Linked DNA regions of Homo sapiens: region 2 is linked to region 1. A link is a loop called in an ENCODE intact Hi-C map of the cell type or tissue named here. Cell type or tissue: Caco-2. All regions are shown on one strand. Each heading gives the region's core, and the rest is flanking DNA. Links, peaks and the distances in the headings are about the cores only. Region 1 overlaps ABCG2 (ATP binding cassette subfamily G member 2 (JR blood group)). Region 2 overlaps PKD2 (polycystin 2, transient receptor potential cation channel).

What was found. Peaks named below come from ENCODE experiments on the same cell type or tissue, not always from the same donor. Only the 100,000 strongest peaks of a DNase experiment are listed, where the experiment ranks them.
Region 2: a loop joins it to region 1, with 5 times the contacts of the local background. A loop is called at or near these places in 3 of 110 quality-filtered maps.

Annotation. Positions count from the first base shown.
Region 1 is chr4:88,101,099-88,113,794 of GRCh38, forward strand. ABCG2 (ATP binding cassette subfamily G member 2 (JR blood group)) reads right to left here. Exons shown (of 16, transcript NM_004827.3): 9 at 12,205-12,455; 10 at 6,086-6,168; 11 at 132-221. Among named protein-coding and RNA genes, the nearest start is that of ABCG2, 51 kb to the right of the region's middle. In Caco-2, for the core only: no CTCF peak of the experiment used is centred there; DNase peaks (open chromatin) are centred at 6,463, 6,833, 8,183 and 8,483.
Region 2 is chr4:88,051,505-88,059,504 of GRCh38, forward strand. It overlaps PKD2 (polycystin 2, transient receptor potential cation channel), which reads left to right. Exons shown (of 15, transcript NM_000297.4): 7 at 487-654; 8 at 4,582-4,763; 9 at 6,479-6,599. Among named protein-coding and RNA genes, the nearest start is that of PKD2, 48 kb to the left of the region's middle. In Caco-2, for the core only: a CTCF peak has its summit at 3,608; a DNase peak (open chromatin) is centred at 3,597.

The DNA.
Region 1 (12,696 bases), core at 2,678-10,677:
TTAAAAATAAATTTTAAAAAGTACTGGTAATCCTCCGGATCCCATCCTTGGCCCCAACCCCAGATGTAATCAGTCTAACCAATAGCCCCTGCTGCTGGACAGCCCCGTTCCCAGAACAAAGACCTACTCACATGAAGAGCTTCTTCTCTACCACAAAGAGTTCCACGGCTGAAACACTGCTGAAACACTGGTTGGTCGTCAGGAAGAAGAGAACCCCAGCTCTGCCATGAAAAGGGGAACCAAATCACCGCAGTCAACTCAGCATTCTTAGACAGATTTTCTACCCACAAAACTCTTTCCACAAATGACAGTGTATAAAGTTAAGCAGGAAAAAAAGGGAAACTGTTCTGGTTGGAACAGGGAAGCGTGAACCCCATCAAGCCTCTCCCCATCTCTTATGTCTCCACAGTGGTACTCATTTTGAAACTCACAGTCTTGGATTGTTGTGGAATGAATTGCGTCTCCCCCCACCAAAATTCATATGTTGAAGCCCCAACCCCCAATGTGATGGTATTTGAAGATGGGCCCTTTGGAAGGTAATTAGGTTCAGATGAGGTTACAGGATAGGGAGGTGGGGAGAGTGTAATGGGAAGAGCGTCCTAATAGGAAGAGACACCAGAGCTCTTGCTCTGCCACACAAGGAACAGCAAGGAGGCAAGTCTGCAAGCCAGGTAGAGGGCCCTCACCAGAACCCAGCAATGCTGGCATCCTGATCTCAGACTTTCAGACTAGAACTGAGAGAAAATACATTTCTGTTGTTTAAGCCACTTGCTCTATGGTATTTTGGTATGGCAGCCAGGCCAATACATAATTTTAACTAACAAAAATGCCAAGTACCATTCCTAATGTACAAACAGAAAAGTGGTAAGCTAAATAAAGTCTGTAAAGATTAAGAAATTCAATTAGCCACTTTGATTTTAAAGTTGAACAAAGAATGTAAGTCATGTGGAAGCAAAATGAAAGACAGTGAAGGGAACCTTCAATCAACCCCTTATTATATGCATAATCTACATGCACCACACTACCATCAGCAGGGCCGTGACATTATCCTTGACCACGCTAAGACAGCCAGCCCTCTATGAGGTTTCCAGAGTGCTCAGAGGAAACCAAGTGACACTTACTGATAAAGAAAAATCTAATTTGTGTATCGTAATGAAAAGGAACACTATTAGTGCTTGTTTCTCAGTGAAGTAACTAGATTTAAAAAGGAAAATGTTGGCCGGGTGCAGTGGCTCATGCCTGTAATCTCGGCACTATGGGAGGCCGGGTCGGGAGGATCATGAGGTCAGGAGTTCAAGACCAGCCTAACCAACATGGTGAAACCCTGTCTCTACTAAAAATACAAAAATTAGCTGGGCGTGGTGGCAGGTGCCTGTAGTCCCAGCTACTCAGGAGGCTGAGGCAGGAGAATCGCTTGAACCTGGGACGTGGAGGTTGCAGTGAGCTGAGATCGCGCCACTGCACTCCAGCCTGGGTGACAGAGCGAGACACTGTCTCAAAAAAAAAAAAATTAAAAAATAAATAAATAAAAAGGAAAATGCTAAGTTAATCTACACTTTGATACAAATATGCATTTTATGAAAGCATGCCAACATCCCTGAAACACCATAACAAAACAATATAATTGACAGTAAGGGTGTGAGTTGAAACTGAAAAAGAGGTAAGTGACACATCATTTAAATGGCGTAAAAACAAGAGAACATTTTAAAAAATGCAAACCCAAGTGAACAACACAATTACATTAAAAGAAAAAAAAGAGTCCATAGATACCTAAAGAACAAAGATCTAAGGGAACAGGCTAGGGTCTTTTTTGTTTTATTTTATTTTTAGAGACAGAGCTGCCCTCGGTCACCCAGGCTAGAGTATAGTGGCATGATCATAAACTCACTGCAACTGAGTTGAACTCCTGGCCTCAAGCAATCCTCCCAGCTTGGCCTCCCAAAGTGCTGCAGTTACAAATGTAAGCCACGGTGCCCAGCCAGAGCAGTTTTAAAAGTATGTACATATAATTAAAATGAGTGAAAAATAGCCAGGCCTGGTAGACATGCAGTTATCTCACTTTCTGTACACAAATAAACCTAATATCAAGTAAAAAGCTAATTTCAGAACATGGAACATAGCAAAGATTCAATTCAATTTGTTGTCTTAAATCTATCAGTACAGTAATGTCCATAATGATTCTGAAAAAGTAGACAATGGAAACGTTCCTTCTAAATACTAAGATGATTTATTTTAAACACAGTTTTTTCTTATTAAGGAAGTTAATTCATTCTAATTCTTTCAAGGTGGTAATCCACATCTGTTATATCTACTTATTGGTCTGAATATTTTTTATTTTGATTTTTTAAATTATAAATTGGCATATTATGGTTGTATATATTTGTGGGGTACCAAGTTATATAATTCATGAATCATAAGTGTGAAATAATTAAATCAAGCTAATTAACACATCCATCGTCTCAAACATTTATTTTTTGTGGTAAAAGTATCTTAAATTTTAGCAATTCTGAAATTTACATTATTATTTACTGTGTTCACCACATTGTGCAATGTATCTCCAAAGAAAAATCCTTATTCCTCCTGTGTAACTGAGGTTTTGTACCCTTTGACCATCATCTCTCCATTCCCCACACACCTCTAGCCTCTGGCAACCACCATTCTACTGTCTCTTTCAGTTCCATTGTTTCAGATTCCACATTAAGTGAGATTATGTGACATTTCTGTGCTTAGCTTTCTGCGTTTGGCTTATTTCACTTGGCATAATATTCTCCAATTACATCCATGTTGTTGCAAATGACAAAATTTCTTTTGTTTTTCCACTGTGTATATATACCACATTTTCTTTATCAAATCAGACCCTTCGGGTGATTCCGTATCTTGGCTATTGTGAACAATGCTGCAATAAATATGAGGGTGCAGAAATTTCTTCAATAAACTGATTTCACATCTTTGGGGTAAATATCTAGAAGTGAGATGACTGGATCTGAATACTGTTTTTAAAGTATACCTTTTCCCTTAATACACACTAATTTGTTTAGCTATCACCACAACTCTGTAAAGCAGTTATTCCAGAGGTAGCTATTAATTCAAAGATGCTTATACTCTACATATGATTAAAACCCAGTTTCTCAGTTACACGGGTTAGAGAAAGAGCAGAGAGTGCTTTCCTCTCTCAGAGAATTCATCCCCAAAGAAGAGAACTAAACCACTGGCCTCGAGCAGTTTTAAATTATGAAGTACTAATATTCACCCCTGAACAAAACTTTGAGAACCTGTTTCCAGAGATGATGCTGAAACATTTTTTCCTCATCAATAAATCACTAATCATCCCAGGAGGGATTAAATCATATACACAGGCCACTTTAACATAGTCCAAATGCTTATTTAAAAAATGATACTGGGGTCAACGAGAAGCAGTGGGAGGAAGAACATCAGGAAAAATAGCTAATGCATACTGGGCTTAACACCAAAGTGATGGATTGATAGGTGTAGCAAACCACCATGGCACACGTTTAACTATGTAGCAAACCTGCACATCCTGCACATGTACCCTAGAGCTTTGGGGGAAAAAAAAAAGATAGCAAGCTTAAGTCACAAATACAAATTATGAGCCCAGGAGTTCAAAGCTGCAGTGAGCTATGACTGCACTACTGCACACCAGCCTGGGCAATATTGTGAGATTCTGTTTCAAAAACAAACAAATTAAAATAAGATTAATGCCCTATTTCTCCAGAAAACATCTGAAGAAACACCTAAAGTTCTTCTTTATTTCTCTGGATTTTTCTACCAAGAGCTTTAATGGCCAGATTTCCAGTCCTCTTCAAAGTTCCAGTTGAGGACCAGGTTACTCCATGTCCTCTCCAAATGCTTCCTGCTGCACAATATAAAAGGCCCACTGCCTTTAGATCCTGTGATATATTCTGTGCTGGGTTAAGACATGGCATCTACACAGCACACAAACCATCAATTACTAGCAAGTCTGGAAATAATCCAGATACCTCAGCCCTCAGGGAAAGTAAAAACAACAATGACATCACTCTGGTAAACTGCTGTTTAATAACACTCTCATCGTAGAGTAACACTATCTGATTCCATACAAAAGAATTTATTTTACTTGAGTGAGGAACCAACTTTTATGCTTATTCTTTAAAAAATAATCAGCCTTTCCAGACATCAAAATAGGCTGCACATAAGCGTCTTCAACTTTCCTCAATAGTAAAATGGGGATACTACCATCTACCCCCTCTAAATCACTGGGTGGTAACCTGAGACTATGGACAGCAAGCACTACGGAGCACAGTATCTGCCACAAGTGTTCTCCATACATGAAATAACCAGAACTCTGAGGGCTGTGAAATTCCTGAGTGCTTATGTTCAGAACACAATACAGTCGATAAAAAGTCCCCTCATAAAATGAGGTTTTTAAGGGTCCACTGTGACTGAAACTAGGTAAGGATCACAACACTAACAAAAGTGCTAACCATATAACAGGAAAAGCTGAGTCCCACCCCCATCACACCCCTAAGTCAAACATATATATTTAAAAAGTGACAGAAATTAGCTCACAGGCAACAAAAGAAGAAATTGATCAATTGGACTACATCAAAGTTAAAAATGTTTATGCATCAAAGGACACTATCAATACTGAAAAGACAACCCACAGAGTGGGGAAAAATATTTGCAAATTATGTATCTGATAAGGGATTAATATCTCCTCAAAAATATAAAGCACTCCTACAACTCAACAACAAAAAAACAAACAATTCAATTTTAAAATGGGCAAAGGACTTGAATAGACATTTCTCCAAAGATCCAATGGATCTCTACTATTTAAAAGGGAGAAAAAGAAAAGTGTTGGTAAGGATATGGAGAAACTGGAACCCTTGTGCACTGCTGGTAAGAATGTAAAATGGTACGGCCACTGTGGAAGACGGTATAGTAGTTCCTCAAAAAAATTAACAGAATTACTATATGACCCAGAAATTCTAATTCTGGGTATATATCCGAAGAATTGAAAGCAGGAACTAAAATAGGGTTTTTTTTGTTTGTTTTTTTAAGAGACAGGGTCGAACTCTGTCACCCAGGCTGGACTGCAGTAGTGCAATCATAGCTCACTGCAACCTAGAACTCCTGGGCTCAAGCAATCCTCCCACCTCAGCCTCCCGAGTAGCTGGGACTACAGACACATGCCACCACACCTGGCTGAAAGAGATATTTGTACACCTAGGGAGCACTGTTTACAACAGCCAAAAGGTGAAAGCAACCCAAGTTTCCATCTATAGATGAATGGAAAAACGAAATGTGGTATGTACATACAATGGAATATTATTCAACCTTACAACGGAAAGAAATCTGACACATGCTACATGAATGAGCCATAAAGACAACATGCTAAAGGAAATGAGTCAGTTACCAAAGAATATCTACTGTATGATTCCACTTATATGAGGGTCTTAGAGTAGTCAAGTTCAGAGACAGAAAGTAGAATGATTGCTGCCAGGGGTTAGGAGAGGCAGATATGAGATGGGAAGTTATTGCTTAATGGGTACAGATATTCCACTTGAGAAGACAAAAAGAATTCTAGAGTTGGATGGTGGTGATAGTTGCATAACAATGTAAATGTACTTAATGCCACTGAACTGTACATTTAAAAATAATTGGGCCAGGTGGAGTGGCTCACGCCTGTAATCCCAGCACTTTGGGAGGCCAAGGTGGGTGGACCCACCTGAGGTCAGGAGTTCGAAGCCAGTCTAGCCAACATGGTGCGACCCCGTCTCTACTAAAAATACAAAAATTAGCTGGGCGTGGTGGTGGATGTCTGTAGTCGAGGCTACTTGGGAAGCTGAGGCAGGAGAATTGCTTGAACCCGGGAGGCGGAGATTGCAGTGAGCTGAGATCGCGTCACTGCACTCCAGCCTGGGCAACAGAGCATGACTCTGTCTCAAAAATAAACTGACTCATCCTACCCTCAATAAAAGAATGACATTTACACTATACTTGTCTTAAATTCAAATTCTTAATGGATTTCAATAAGCTTGAAGAAAGTAACAGCATTTTCTGAAAATCAAGATCCAAATTTACTTACCTGTTCTGGATTCCAGTAGAATCATTTTTTAGCCCAAAGTAAATGGCACCTATAACCAGTCCCAGTACGACTGTGACAATGATCTTTTCAAAAAGAAAAATGCAAAAAAAGGGGAAGAGTTTCAATTAGAGATAAAAACTTATACACACCATTTATTAGTATAATATATGGTTACATAATCAGATCTCTCCATTAAGATAAACACTCAATGGCTTGGCCAACGTCCCTGGGAGAAAATAAAACAGCATACATTATTTAGACTGCTTCCTAAGTTAAAAATTAAGTTATCTGTGCTTTGGGGAGAGTGGTAGGACACAAAGCACACTGCTGGAAAAGCTGGACTTCCTCCCATTGCACCACCCAGCAGTCAGTTCAGGGTCTGCTTCAGGTTACTGAGCTTGTGAATACCACACAGGATAGCAGAGCAATGCAAGTATGTAGCAAAGCAAAGTCCAAGTGCCTAAGAGTTTTGACCCTGAACTGAACTCTCAACCTTTGTGCCAATGAACATGAGTCATTTTATATTTCAAGAGGTTAAAGTGAAAACAGGATATCTTTATTCTTAACATTAAAAATAAATAAAAATTTTAAAGCACACATTAAAAAAATTCTAACAATGGAATTTTGCACAGTGAGGAAATAGGGGTGAGATGGAGCCTGCCTATCCAACCTCTAGGGAGTCCATGCCTGCACTGGAAAAGTGCATTGTCACTGTCACCAAAGCATTTGGCCGGCTTTCTCTGTGCACACACTGCATGCTTCCACTACCCATCTCCTGTCACTGCTTCCTCATCGCTTCAGCCAGTGAGGCCTATAGCCAATGCTGCAGACCTAAGCTGCCAATTCTTTGCTGTTCTCACCTATCTTCACCACTCAATTGATTTCTATAGCTCCTAAGGAGACTGGACAAACACCAATCTTGTTTCTAGGATAAAGGGTCTCTTAAGGACACTTCAATAAGCAAAGGGTTAATTTAAGGGTTACGTTATGATATAATTTATCTGAGAAAATCCTATTTATATTTACTCGTGAGTTAAATATTAAAAAACAAGAAATGGGCTGGGCGTGGTGGCTCATGCCTGTAATATCAGCAATTTGGGAGGCCGAGGGGGCAGATTGCCTGAACTCAGGAGTTTGAGACCAGCCTGGGCAACATGGTGAGACTCCGTCTCTACTAAAAAAAAACACACACAAAAAAATTAGCCAGGCATGGTGGTGTACGCCTGTAGTCCCAGCTACTCGGGAGGCTGAGGCACAAGAATCACTTGAACCCTAGAGGTGGAGGTTGCAGCGAGCCAAGATCATACCACTGCACTCCAGCCTGGGCGACAGAGCGATACTGTCTCAAAAAATAAATTGATAAATAAATAAGAATAAAAAAATAAGAAATGGTAATCTAAAGAAGACAAAATATCCTACCATATCTTGGAATCTTCAAAGTTAAAAAAACAAAATCTCAATACTGCAACAGTCTAATGGTATCAAGATTTAAAGTAACTGATCAAGGACACTTTTGGCATGAAGCAAACCGAACTGCAAAAACAGTACCATCATCTGTGATAACTAGTTTGTGAAGAACCTAGTCTGGAAAGAACATTATTCCAATGTTTCTACTTATGAGCTGTCTTTTAAAATTCACTTAGAAATTTTGGGGGGAAATCCATTATGCTGGCATATTTTCATTACCCTCAGAATATACTTCAACAGACCAAGCTTCCAAAATAAATGCAGATGACTGTATCAACAGGCATGCATGAATGTGCATACAAGAGTCTACGTTTTCACACAGTAAAACTTTTAAGAATATTCAATTCAGGATTTTTTTTTTTTTTTTTGAGACAGTCTCGCACTGTTGCCCTGGCTGGAGTGCAATGGCGCGATCTCGGCTCACTGTAACCTCCAGCTCCCAGGTTCAAGCAACTCTCCTGCCTCAGCCTCCCAAGCAACTGGGATTACATGCGCCCACCACCAAGCCCAGCTAATTTTTTGTACTTTTAGTAGACACAGGGTTTCACTATGTTGGCCAGGCTGGTCTCGAACTCCTGACCTCATGATCTGCCCGCCTTGGCCTCCCAAAGCACTGGGATTACATGCATGAGCCACCATGCCCGGCCCAGACTTTTCAAACTAAACATTCCAAATGCTTTGTCAAGTTTTCATTCAAACTTGTTATCTTATACTAACACTGAGTATTATGATTAAGATGTTTCCTAAAAGTTTCAAAGTTCTAAAAATGTTTTCAAAGTCAGCTTTCAAACATATTGACAAAATAATCAATCCCGTAACCTTGGCATGCTTTTATAAGGTGTGTCTGTGTTATTCTTTCTGGCATTAAAGAAAGGAAAACAAACAGGCAAACTAAACAGTGCACAATGGAGTGCACAGACCCCATCTGCTTCCAAGTTGAGCTGTTCAGAAAACCCTTGGCACCTTAAATGAACATGCAATCTTCTCATACAGATAATCCATTCATTCTAAGATTTTCCAAATACAACCTTTGGAAGATGCATTATCAGAGGCCAAGTTTGAATCATGTAAAGAAATAACTAGTTCAAGCCAAAGTGCAGCTGTAAAGCAACAGATTCAAGATTTATCAGTAGAGAGTCATAAAACATTTTAACAACTCAATTTTCAAGAACTCAGAATTAAAACAACATACAAAATCATAAACCCTGAATCAGGAATCATTAAGCTATAGCCCACAGGTCAAATAGGGCCAGCCACCTATCTTTGTTCACCTATGAGCTAAGAATGGTTTTTTACTTTATTTTTTATTATTTTTTAGAGACAAAGTCTCACTCTGTCACTCAGGCTGGAGTGCAGTGGTGTAATCATAGTTCACTGCAGCCTCAAACTTCTGGTCTCAAGCAATCCTCCCACCTCAGCCTTTTGAGTAGTTAGGACTACAGACATGCACCACCACACTTAGCTCATTTTATTTATCATTGAATAAAAAGTCAAGAATAATAATATTTCTCACAATATAAAATTTATATAAAATTCAAATTTCAGTGCCAATGTATAATGTTTCATTGGAATAAAATGAAAGTTACCTTTTTTTTTAAGATAGGGTCTTGGCCAGGCACAGTGGCTCACATCTGTAATCCCAGCACTGTGGGGGACTGAAGCGGGTGGACCCACCTGAGGTCAGGAGTTCGAAGCCAGCCTGGCCAACATGGTGCGACCCTGTCTATACTAAAAATACAAAAATTAGCTGGGCATGGTGGCGGGCACCCGTAGTCCCAGCTACTCGGGAGGCTGAGGCAGGAGAATTGCTTGAACCCGGGAGGCGGAGGTTACAGTGAGCCGACACAGCACCACTGCACTCCAGCCTGGGCGACAGAGCATGACTCTGTCTCAGAAAAAAAAAGGGGGTCTTGCTTTATTGCCCAAGCTGTTCTCACACTCTTGGCCTCAAGCATCCTTCTGCCTTGGTCTCCCAAAGTGCTGGGGTTATAGGCAGGAACCACTGCATCTAGCCAGCCTTTCGTTTATTATTGGAATACTGCCATGTTCATTTATTCATGTTATGAGCTTGGCTGCTTTCACACTAAAACGGTAGAGCTGACTACCTGAGACAAACACCACCTGATCTGCAAAGCCTAAAATATTTACTACCTGATCCTTTACAAAAAAAAAAAATATATATTGCCTACTCCTGCCCTAAGCTAATATTCCAGTTTTTCACAAATCGAAACAAAACTTGTCCTGCTAAGCAGATGCTCAGGGAGATACAAGGTCCTATTCTTAATCTAAGAGACTGCCACTGCTCTGAACATGGCTGGAATTCCTTTTGTGAAAGTGAGTTCACTGATGAGGCAGGGAAGCTAAACCTAGAGGCACTAGGCCAGGTGTTAGCATTGGAAGGAAGCCCAGTATCAAAACATGCAGAATCTCAGTGTGTGAAAAACAGCTCTGTGTTCTAATTATGCCCTCTCCAGTATTGCCACATAGGCGATTTGGACAAGACATTTATAAACCATTTTTTGAAGCAAGATAATTCAAGTTATTTTCCAAGTAAGAAAAATCTAATGCATACATCACACTAAAAAAGCAATTCATTACATTATTTCACTGTTGACAATAAGTAACCCAGGTTGATCCTACCAGACTGATTTCCAAATGATATCAAATCTATGCTCAAAGAATAAAATTTTGCCTTTAATTGATAGTATATAAAAGTGCCAGTGTTCTGACAGAAACACCAAATTATACGTACCAAAAACATTTGGAGAAATTAGCAATATGGTTCAACTAGGGATACAAGCTCTTAGATAAATTTATATATATACTTAACTAGCAGTATGGCTATACATACATATATGTGGCTATACATATATACATATATATACATAATTAGCAGTATGGCTTAACTAGGGATACAAGCTCTTAGATATATTTTATATATACTTAAGTATAGAAATTATGATGCACAAGTTTAAACGTCAGTAATATTTTACTAGAGCCAACAATGTGCCATCTTTTAGTACTCAACAGAAACTCAATATTGTTAATAAAAATAACAGCCCCAAAATAACCAGCTAAATTGACTTCTTTGAAGAATGGACCAATGAACTGGGAGTACTAATGTTTTGGGTGACAGAGGGGTTAAGAATAACAGAAAAGGCCAGGCATGGTGGCTCACACCTGTGATCCCAGCACTTTGGGAGGCCAAGGCAGGAGGATCGCTTGAGCCCAGGAGATCCAGACCAGGACAACATAGTGAGACCCTGTTTCTACAAAAAATTAAAAAATCAGCCAGGTGTTGTGGTGCACGGCTGTAGTCACAGCTACTCGGGAGGCTGAAGTGTGAGGATCGCTTGAGCCAAGAGTTTGGGGTTGCAGTGAGCTATGATTGCACCACTGCACTCCAGTATGAGTGACAGAGTGAGACCCAGTCTCTAAAAAAAAAAAAATGTGTAAAGAAAAGAATAACAAAAACCACAAGGAGTAATAATCACCAACTATCACAGAGCCAACCAAGGAACAAAGAAACATTATCTCATTTTGATTAACAGAAAGTTAATCTAACAATGAATAGCCTTGTTCTGTGAACTCAAATTTGCTTACTACATTTGTTTCACCTGTAAACTGTCTAAGGAAGGTAAATGACAAGGAACAGCACTTTGCACACAGGCTCTTCCCTTGGAGTGGCCAGCACATACTCCCTTTCAGGTGTATTCAGTGACAGTAGGTGAAGGTTTCCCTGATCACCTGATTCCAACTGCAAATCAACCTTCTTCTCCCTACTTCTCTCTCTTCCTCCCCTTTCTCCACCCCTTCTCTGCTTAAACTTTCCCCATAGTTTCTTCTACCATCTAACATGCTATCTATTTAATTTCTTTATTATTTATCATAACTGTCTTCCTCAAAAAATTAGCTCCATGAGCAGAGTTTTATTTTTGCCCATTTTGTTCACTACTGAATTCACATCCCTAAAGCACAGCACAGGCCCTATAAGAACAAGTTGAATGAATCAGTGAACAAAAGTGAACAGCTACCAGAAAACCCCAAAACTGGCTGACACTTCTTTCACAATTTCCCAAAAAAAAAATTTTTCTACTCAGATTATTCATTACAGCTTGTCTAAATCAACAAAAATTCTGAGTTAGGTAGTCTAAGAAACCACTAAAAAAAAGAACCTGGCCAGATGTGGTGGCTCACACCTGTAATCCTAGCACTCTGGGAGACTGAGGCAGGAGAATCGCTTGAACCCACGAGTTCAAGACCAGCCTGGGCAACACAGCGAAACCCCATCTCTACACAAAACACAAAAATTAGCTGGACGTGGTGGGACACGCCTGTAGTCTCAGCTATTCAAGAGGCTGAGGTGTGAGGATCACTTGAGCCCAGGGAGGTCAGGGCTGCAGTGAGCTGAGTTCATGCCACCACACTCCAGCCTGGGCAACAGAGTGAGACTCTGTCTCAAAAAAAGGGAAGCTTTCCAAAAGTAAAACTTAATTGTCCTTTATTTGTTCTGCTGACTGGTTCTATATCCCAGGTGGAGTGAAGATAACAAATAATTGGAAGGGTGGGTAGAAGATAAACATATCCTGAAGCAGATGATAACAGAACCACATTGTTCCCATTTGAGTATTTCAAAAGAATCTGCTGGTTACCTGAGCTATAGAGGCCTGGGGATTACCCAGCAAGTTTTTGAATGAACGCTTGGAAACCCATCTGAGTTGATGACAGAAGGAGGTGGTGTAGCTGATCTCCTTGAAGACTGTGATCTTCTTCTTCTTCTCACCCCCGGAAAGTTGATGTAATTCAGCTTTTGTCTCTTTGTAGAAGGAGGAGTTGACATAAATCTCCGCTAATTTTTCTATGAGTGGCTTATCCTGCTTGGAAGGCTCTATGATCTCTGTGGCTTTGCAATCAGTGGATAAAAAGGAAACACAAACAAGATAACAACAAATTTAGCCCATTTTTTCTGTGAACCCTTTCTTGGATGCTTCCCTAACACCTTCATTCTAAAGCTTTAGAAAGAAAAAATAGGCCAGGCACGGCGGCTCATGACTGTAATCTCAGCACTTTGGGAGGCTGAGGCGGGTGGATTACGAGGTCAGGAGTTCGAGACCAGCCTGACCAACATGGTGAAACCCTGTCTC
Region 2 (8,000 bases), core at 1-8,000, 52 kb before region 1:
GTTAAACAGAGCAAAGAATGGCTGGCAATTGGAGAATGCAGAGAAACCGAAAAATTTTAAATTTAAAAATCACAAATAAAAACAGCAGGATGAAGGCAAGAAAGCAAAAGGGTGGAAAGTGATTAAAATGAAGGTGGCAGAAAAAACAGAAAGCATTCCTCTTTGAGTTTGAGTCTGTTATAGTGTGATCTCTTCTGTGTATGCATGTATGTGTGTGTAATGTATATGTGCACACACATGCATGCATGCCTTCGTTGAGTTTCTATTCCGAACTAAGGAAATGCAAGCAATATACTGTTTTACTTATTTTATGGCAGGGCTTAACACTTTCCATTTGAGTGAGTGACTTTTAAGAATGACATCGGGTAAGTATAATGGTGAGCCCTTATAATTAATACATTGGTGAAGAAAAATATACTAGTCATATTAAGGTAAGTTTCATATTTCTAAAACACTGTAATAAAATATAAATATTTTGCTTTTCAGCTGTCAGTGGTAGCTATAGGAATTAACATATACAGAACATCAAATGTGGAGGTGCTACTACAGTTTCTGGAAGATCAAAATACTTTCCCCAACTTTGAGCATCTGGCATATTGGCAGATACAGTTCAACAATATAGCTGCTGTCACAGTATTTTTTGTCTGGATTAAGGTAATTTATAAATTTCATGTTCTACATTTTAAATAATATTTTCTTTAAAAAAAATGAGTTCCACAAAATCATGGAATACTTGAATTTGAAATTCAAGTGACCAGCCAAAGCTGCTCAATATTTACTTTGAGACAGGGTCTCACTCTGTCACCCAGGCTGGAGTGCAGTGGTATGATTACAGCTCATTGCAGCCTCGACTTCCCAGGCCCAAGCGATCCTCCCACCTTATCCTCCGAAGTCACTGGGACTACAGGCATGTGCCACCATACCCGGCTAATTTTTAAATTTTTTCGTAGAGACAAGGTCTCATTATGTTGCCCAGGCTGGTTTTGAACTCCTGGGTTCAAGCAATCCTCCCACCTCAGCCTCCCAAAGTGCTGGGATTACAGGCATGAGCCACCGTGCCAGGCCTCATATTTTACATATAAAGTAAACTATTGAGACTCATGTGATCATTCCTCTCACTGTCAATGACATACTTCTGCTATCTGAATTAGTGCAAGATCAGTCCCTATAGGTTTTGTTTAACAAATGCAGTAAGAGGCCTTTCAGTGTGTTAGCTGGGCCTGGGGCCCCAGGCTGCTAACAGATGAGATGAACAGGTGAAGGAAAAGGAACTTAGAGAAAGAGAGGGAAGGAGCAGGTGGAGGGAAGGGGAGAGTTGCTGCACTTGGAAATGCTTGCTAGAAGGGATCGCCTCTTTTCCAGGTAGAGGCTGTAAGGGAAGCTTTACCTAGAATTAAGGTTGGAACAGACACTGCTTCCAAATAGTTCCTTGCTCACTATTTTCCTTATTGTCCCAAGATATAATGTGCATTTCCATGTGTGTGAAAGGTTATGACATTTCATATACAACAAGCCTCAATTCTGGAGATGCAGGAAATTTCAATAATTCTCAGGCAGCAGCTGCCATTCGGTCACCAGCACAGGCTCTGATTGTGCTGTCCAGACAGTAAGTACTAGCCACATGTGCCTATTTAAATTCAAATTTAAATTAGTTAAGCTTAAATACAATTAAAAACGCAGTTCCTTGGTCCTACTGGCCACACATTAAGTGTTCAATGGCTACTGTCTAGGACAGTGGAAATGTAGAACATTTCCATCATCACAGAACGTTCTCTTGAAAAGCACTGTTCTGGAAGGTACTTACCCGTTATGTACTTTTCTGAGTTGGTATTCATACCTAGAAGACCTGAGGTTTATCACAAGACATAGACTTGGACCAGGCGCAGTGGCTCATGCCTGTAATTCCAGCATTTTGGGAGGCCGAGATAGGTCCCCTGAGCCCAGGAGTCTGATACCAGCCTGGGCAACATGGCAAAACCTCATCTCTACTAAAAATACAAAAATTAGCTGGGGGTGGTGGCACGTGCCTGTAGTCCTAGCTACTTAGGAGGCTTAGGCGGGAGGATTGCTTGAATCCAGAAGGCGGAGGGTGCAGTGAGCCAAGATCGCACCGCTGCACTCCAGCCTGGGCAACAGAGTGAGACCCTGTCTCAAAAAAAAAAAAAAAATGCATAGACTTTATCCTGTATTTCTCATGCTATTTATTTATTGACATGCTTGTTCAAGAGAAACCATCACTAAAGCACAAAACCTTGATCATAACATAGTAATAATAATCAAACAGCAAAAATAATAATAGTAATAAGAATGTTCTGTGGTGATGGAAATGTTCTATATTTTCATTGTCCTAGACAGTAGCCACTAACCATGTATAGGCATGGAACACTTAACATGTGGCTAGTAGGACCAAGGGACTGAATTTTTAATTGTATTTAATCTTACTTAATTTAAATTTGAATTTAGATATCCACACATGTTTGGATAGCACAGTCAGAGCCTGTGCTGGTGAAAGGATGGCAGGTGCTGCCTGAGAATTACTGAAGTTTCCTTGATTATTATTAGTTTAATAATAATAATCAAGATAGTAATAATAATCAAGATAGTAATAATAATCAAGATCTCAGCTGGGCACAGTGGCTCACGCACTTTGGGAGGCTGAGGCGGGCAGATCACCTGACGTCGGGTTTGAGACCAGCCTGGCCAACATGGTGAAACCCTGTCCCTACTAAAAATACAAAAAAAAAAAATTAGCTGGGTGTGGTGGCACGTGCCTATGATCCCAGCTACTTGGGAATCTGAGGCAGGAGAATTGCTTGAACCCAGGAAGCAGAGGTTGCGGTGAGCTGAATCATGCCACTGCACTCCAGCCTGGGCAACAGAGCAGCACTTCGTCTCAAAAAAAAAAAAAAAAGATCTCAAATGAATTGGGATTGTATTAAGTAATGATTAAGTAATGTGATTACAGCAATCCTCAAGAAATATTTCACTGTGGCCAGTAACAATGTGTAACAGACCTTTAAACTTCTAGAGATTTTCCTACAACATGTGTCTCAGGCTGATGTGTTTTATTTAGTGCTTCTCTTGGAAATGTCTTGCCCCTCGATACTTTATCATTAAGGTCTTTAAGGCAGGGATCATGACTCTACTTTTTTTTTTTTTTTTTTTTTTGGGACGGAGTCTTGCTCTGTCGCCCAGGCTGGAGTGCAGTGGCACAATCTTAGCTCACTGCAACCTCCGTCTCCTGGGTTCACGCCATTCTCCTGCCTCAGCCTCCCGAGTAGCTGGGACTACAGGCGGCTGCCACCACGCCCGGCTAATTTTTTATATTTTTAGTAGAGACGGGGTTTCACCGTGTTAGCCAGGATGGTCTCGATCTCCTGACCTCGTGATCCACCCACCTCGGCCTCCCAAAGTGCTGGGATTACAGGCTTGAGCCACCACGCCCGGCCTCATGACTCTACTTCTAATATCTCATCATGTGCTCTTCCACTGAGGCTTCTACTTAGAGCTACACAATCTGGGCAGCCATCCTCAGTGCCTTATCTACCAACATGCTCAATATGGCTTTGCAGGGTTCACTGTCTACCAGCAGGGTTCACTATCTACCAACATGCTCAATATTTCTTTGCAGTCAGGCAGAGCAGGCTTTGCAGTTCAGGCAGGGCAGCTGGCTGCAGGCCCCAGCTGACTCCTGGGGATAGAATGCCAATATTTCAGACATTGCAGAGATTTGAGGCAATGTACATAAAGCCCTCCACATATAACTGATGCACAATAAATGACAGTTAATATTATGCAACAAGAATTTCCTGGGGGGTTTTATAATTAATTTTTATTTGTGTGAAGTTTTTTCCCTCCCTTTTACTTTAATCCTTTTTGGGGGGAAAGCATCACTAGTCACAGTTCACGGCAGCCTCGACCTCCCAGGCTCAAGCAACCCTCCCACCTCAGCCTCCTGAGTAGCTGAAACCACAGGTGTGTGCCACCACACCTGACTAATTTATTTTTATTTTCTAATGAAACAGAATCTTGCCATATTGCCCAGGCTGATCTTAAACTCATGGGCTCAAGCGATCCTCCTGCCTCAGTCTTCCAAAGTGCCGGGATTATAGATGTGAGCCACTGCACTCAGCCTTTTTTTTTTTTTTTTTAATTGTAGATAGCATAAAACCTACTGTTTTAACCATGCTTAAGTGTACAATTCAGTGGCATTAAGTACATTCACAGTGTTGTGCAGCCATCGCCATTATGCTGCATTATTTTCAGAACTTTTTCATTATTCTAAACTGAAACTTTGTATCCATTGAACACTAACTCCCAATTCCCCCAGTCCCTGGTAACCTCCATTCTACTTTCTGTCACTGTGAGTTTGACTATTCTAAGTACCTAATTTAAGTGGAATCATACAGTATTTGTCCTTTTGTGTCAGGCTTATTTCACTTTGCATGATGTTTTCAAGGTTCATCCATGTTGTAACCTGTCAGAATTTAATTTCTTTTCAGGATGAAATAATGTTTTATTATATACAGTCACACCATTTTGTTTATCCATTCATCTATTGATGTCTTCTCTCTCTTACAGCTCTTCAAATTCATCAATTTTAACAGGACCATGAGCCAGCTCTCGACAACCATGTCTCGATGTGCCAAAGACCTGTTTGGCTTTGCTATTATGTTCTTCATTATTTTCCTAGCGTATGCTCAGTTGGCATACCTTGTCTTTGGCACTCAGGTCGATGACTTCAGTACTTTCCAAGAGTGTATGTAAGTATATATGAAATTAAGAAGAAAAATTTAATCAGAGTTGTCACTGCTTCTCAAGAATAAATCTTCATATGAGGTTGCTATATGACCACCAATTATTTAAAACCAGTTATTTTAAGTAAGAATTAATTACCTTTTCCCAAAACATTGATCTACCCATGCAAAGAAGACAATGCATCCTGAAATGCTGATGCTTAAGATAGCAGCCCAAAGTAGTAAAATACAGTTAACAGACATAGGAAACCAACACTGTTCTGAAGACTGAGTTTTTCTTTGCACCAAATGCAGATGGTAGCTTCTAGAAGGCTGTTTGCCTATATTCTTACTCCTGTTGAATATTGTTGCCATATATTTAGAACTTCAAGTTATTTTCTAAGGAAAAAAACAAGATATTTCTAATATTCTAAGGTAAACTCAGACCAGTACAAGAATTTTCAGTTTTTTTTTCCAAAGATCCCAAATGTGAAATAAAACAACAAAAAGCAGCCAGTGTCAGATTTCTATGCCATTTAGAAAGGAGTTAGTTTAAAAAGGAATGGAAGTAATAGGGTTTTGTGCATAGATATCTCGAATTAATATTGCTGTTGATAAAAGTGATTTTGCTAAGACCCAGCACTGACAACACTTGGCCACTTTGATCCCATTTTAAGTACTTGTCAGAATATTGGATCTTTGAACTCAAACCATTTTGGGTTTTTGGGGTTTTTTTGTTTTGTTTTTTTTTGTTTTGTTTTGTTTTTGAGGCACGGTCTTGCTCTGTTGCCCAGGCTGGAGTGCAGTGGTGCAATCATAGCTCACTGCAGCCTTGAACTCCTAGGCTCAAGCAATCCTGCTGCCTCAGCCTGCTGAGTAGCTGGGACTACAAGTGTATGCCACCATGCCTGGCCAATTTTTAACTTTTTTTATGAGAAGGGATCTCACTGTGTAGCCCAGGGTGGTATTGAACTCCAGGGCCTCACACTGTCCTCTCACCTCAGCTTCCAAAAGTACTGGGATTACAGGCATGAGCCACCACACCAGGCCCTGTTGTTTTTTTTTTAAAGAAATTTTTAACTTTAGACCGAGGGTGACTGTTGTCAAGGTTTAGGGTTAAGATGTTTTACCTAGATTATGTGTTGAAATGTTATAGCCAATTGCTTTATAAGTTATTGAATAATAATTGTATTTTCTTTTTTTTTTTTTTTTTGAGATGGAGTCTCGTTCCATCGCCCAAGCTAGAGTGCAGCGGTGTAATCTCAGCTCACTGCAACCTCTGCCTCCCGGGTTCAAGCGATTCTCCTGCCTCAGCCTCCCGAATAGCTGAGATTATGGGCGCACGCCACCAAGCCCAGCTAATTTTTGTATTTTTAGTAGAGACGGGGTTTCACTATATTGGCCAGGCTGTTCTCGAACTCCTGACCTCGTGATCCGCCCGCCTCGGCCTCCCAAAGTGCTGGGATTACAGACGTGATCCACCGTGCCCAGCTTGTGTTTTCTTTTTAACCAAATGGAAATAACCTCTGTAGCATGAAAGCATTTTATTATTATTGCAGAAGGCTTTAATTGCTGATACAAGTAGCAAGACTTTGTAAATGGGATTGACAATTTTCTGTTATTCGGCAGCTACCTATACTGCTAAAAGGTCCAAAAATAATGAAATCATCTTTAAGAAATGTTGCATCAACTAGTGGACATTCTTTGTTTTTGTATTGTGGTGTTTTGTTTTATTTTTATAGCTTCACTCAATTCCGTATCATTTTGGGCGATATCAACTTTGCAGAGATTGAGGAAGCTAATCGAGTTTTGGGACCAATTTATTTCACTACATTTGTGTTCTTTATGTTCTTCATTCTTTTGGTATGTACATTTTTATTTATAGTGAGGTTCAATTTAAACTTCGTAAATCCTTGTCTTCTCTTTTCTCTCACACTTTATGTCCTATCAATTTTAAATAAAGACCCAGGAAGTAGAAAAAAGTGTGGATGTTGGAAAACTTATTTTCCTTTTATTAATTCACAGTTTTGAGACTCATATCAAATGTCTTTTCTGTGGTCTTTCATTGATCCATGTATATGTGTCTATTCAATGCAAAAAAAATTAGATCTCTTCCATGGTCTTTCATTTCTCTCTCTATATATGTATCTATTCCATGCAAAAAAGAAATTAGATCAAGTACAAATTTATAAAGATACCTAAAATAGTGCTTTGCCTAAAAAGTAGAATATGCTTACATGCTTTTTAAACTCATATGTCAGCACTTTCGTAGTCACTTGCTAGCATGACTTTTCTCTCTTTCTTCTTTTCTTTTTAAAAAATAAGAACGGAAAAGCAAGCTAGATCTAAGATGTCGAGTAATAGTTGAGTGAATCATTGCATGTCAAAATTAGGATATTCTGTTTTAAATTATTTATATCCCATTCATCTAGAGACTGCCTACAGAGAATATTCAAATAATTAAGTTTAAAACTAAATGTAACAATGAATGGAAATTGCATTAAAATTATTTTCAAAAATAATTTTTTTATTCTCTTGATTTGGTACAAATGAACATTTTTAATGTTTTTGCCCTAAGTCAATTAAGTTTTTTTAAGGTGTTTTGTTCTTTTTCTTAACATTTATATATTCAATTGTCTACTGAGAAGGTGTTAAGCCAGCTTAATTTAGGCAATATTTTTCATCTAAACACTAACAGTCATCTTAAGAACAATTTTCTTAAGAAAATAACATTTTTTCCATTTCAGTAAATTGTGTAAAGATCCCTTGAGGAAGGTTAAGTGATCACATTTTCAGTAATTCAGTGTAATAACTCTAAAGTCAGTCCAGGTATTACTGGTTAAGTATATGGTATTTATTGATTGGGTATTAGATGTACTGTATTAATTTCCTGTTTAAAAAAAATTTTTTTTCCGGGGAGACACAGCCTCTGGTGTAAAACAAAGGTGTGTTCCCTAGCTGTACTTTAACAGGACTGAAAAGGTCAGGAATATCATTCAAGTTCATATGTATCTTGCTGTATGCATGGTTTATGGCTCATTTTTAAACTTACACCTCTTAAGCTTCTTCTTCCTATCATATATTAAAACAATGGAGAGAAGAATAAGCCTCTGTTACTCTACCATTGATAGTACTTCGGATTCTAGAGTACCTGAATCTCTACTAAGAAGGCAAAAACCAGGAATTGAGAGTCCTGCACCTGACCCTTCAGTTGATCTCAGGCCACCTAGTTTTCTCCGTTTATCAATCTGCCAAACAAGGATG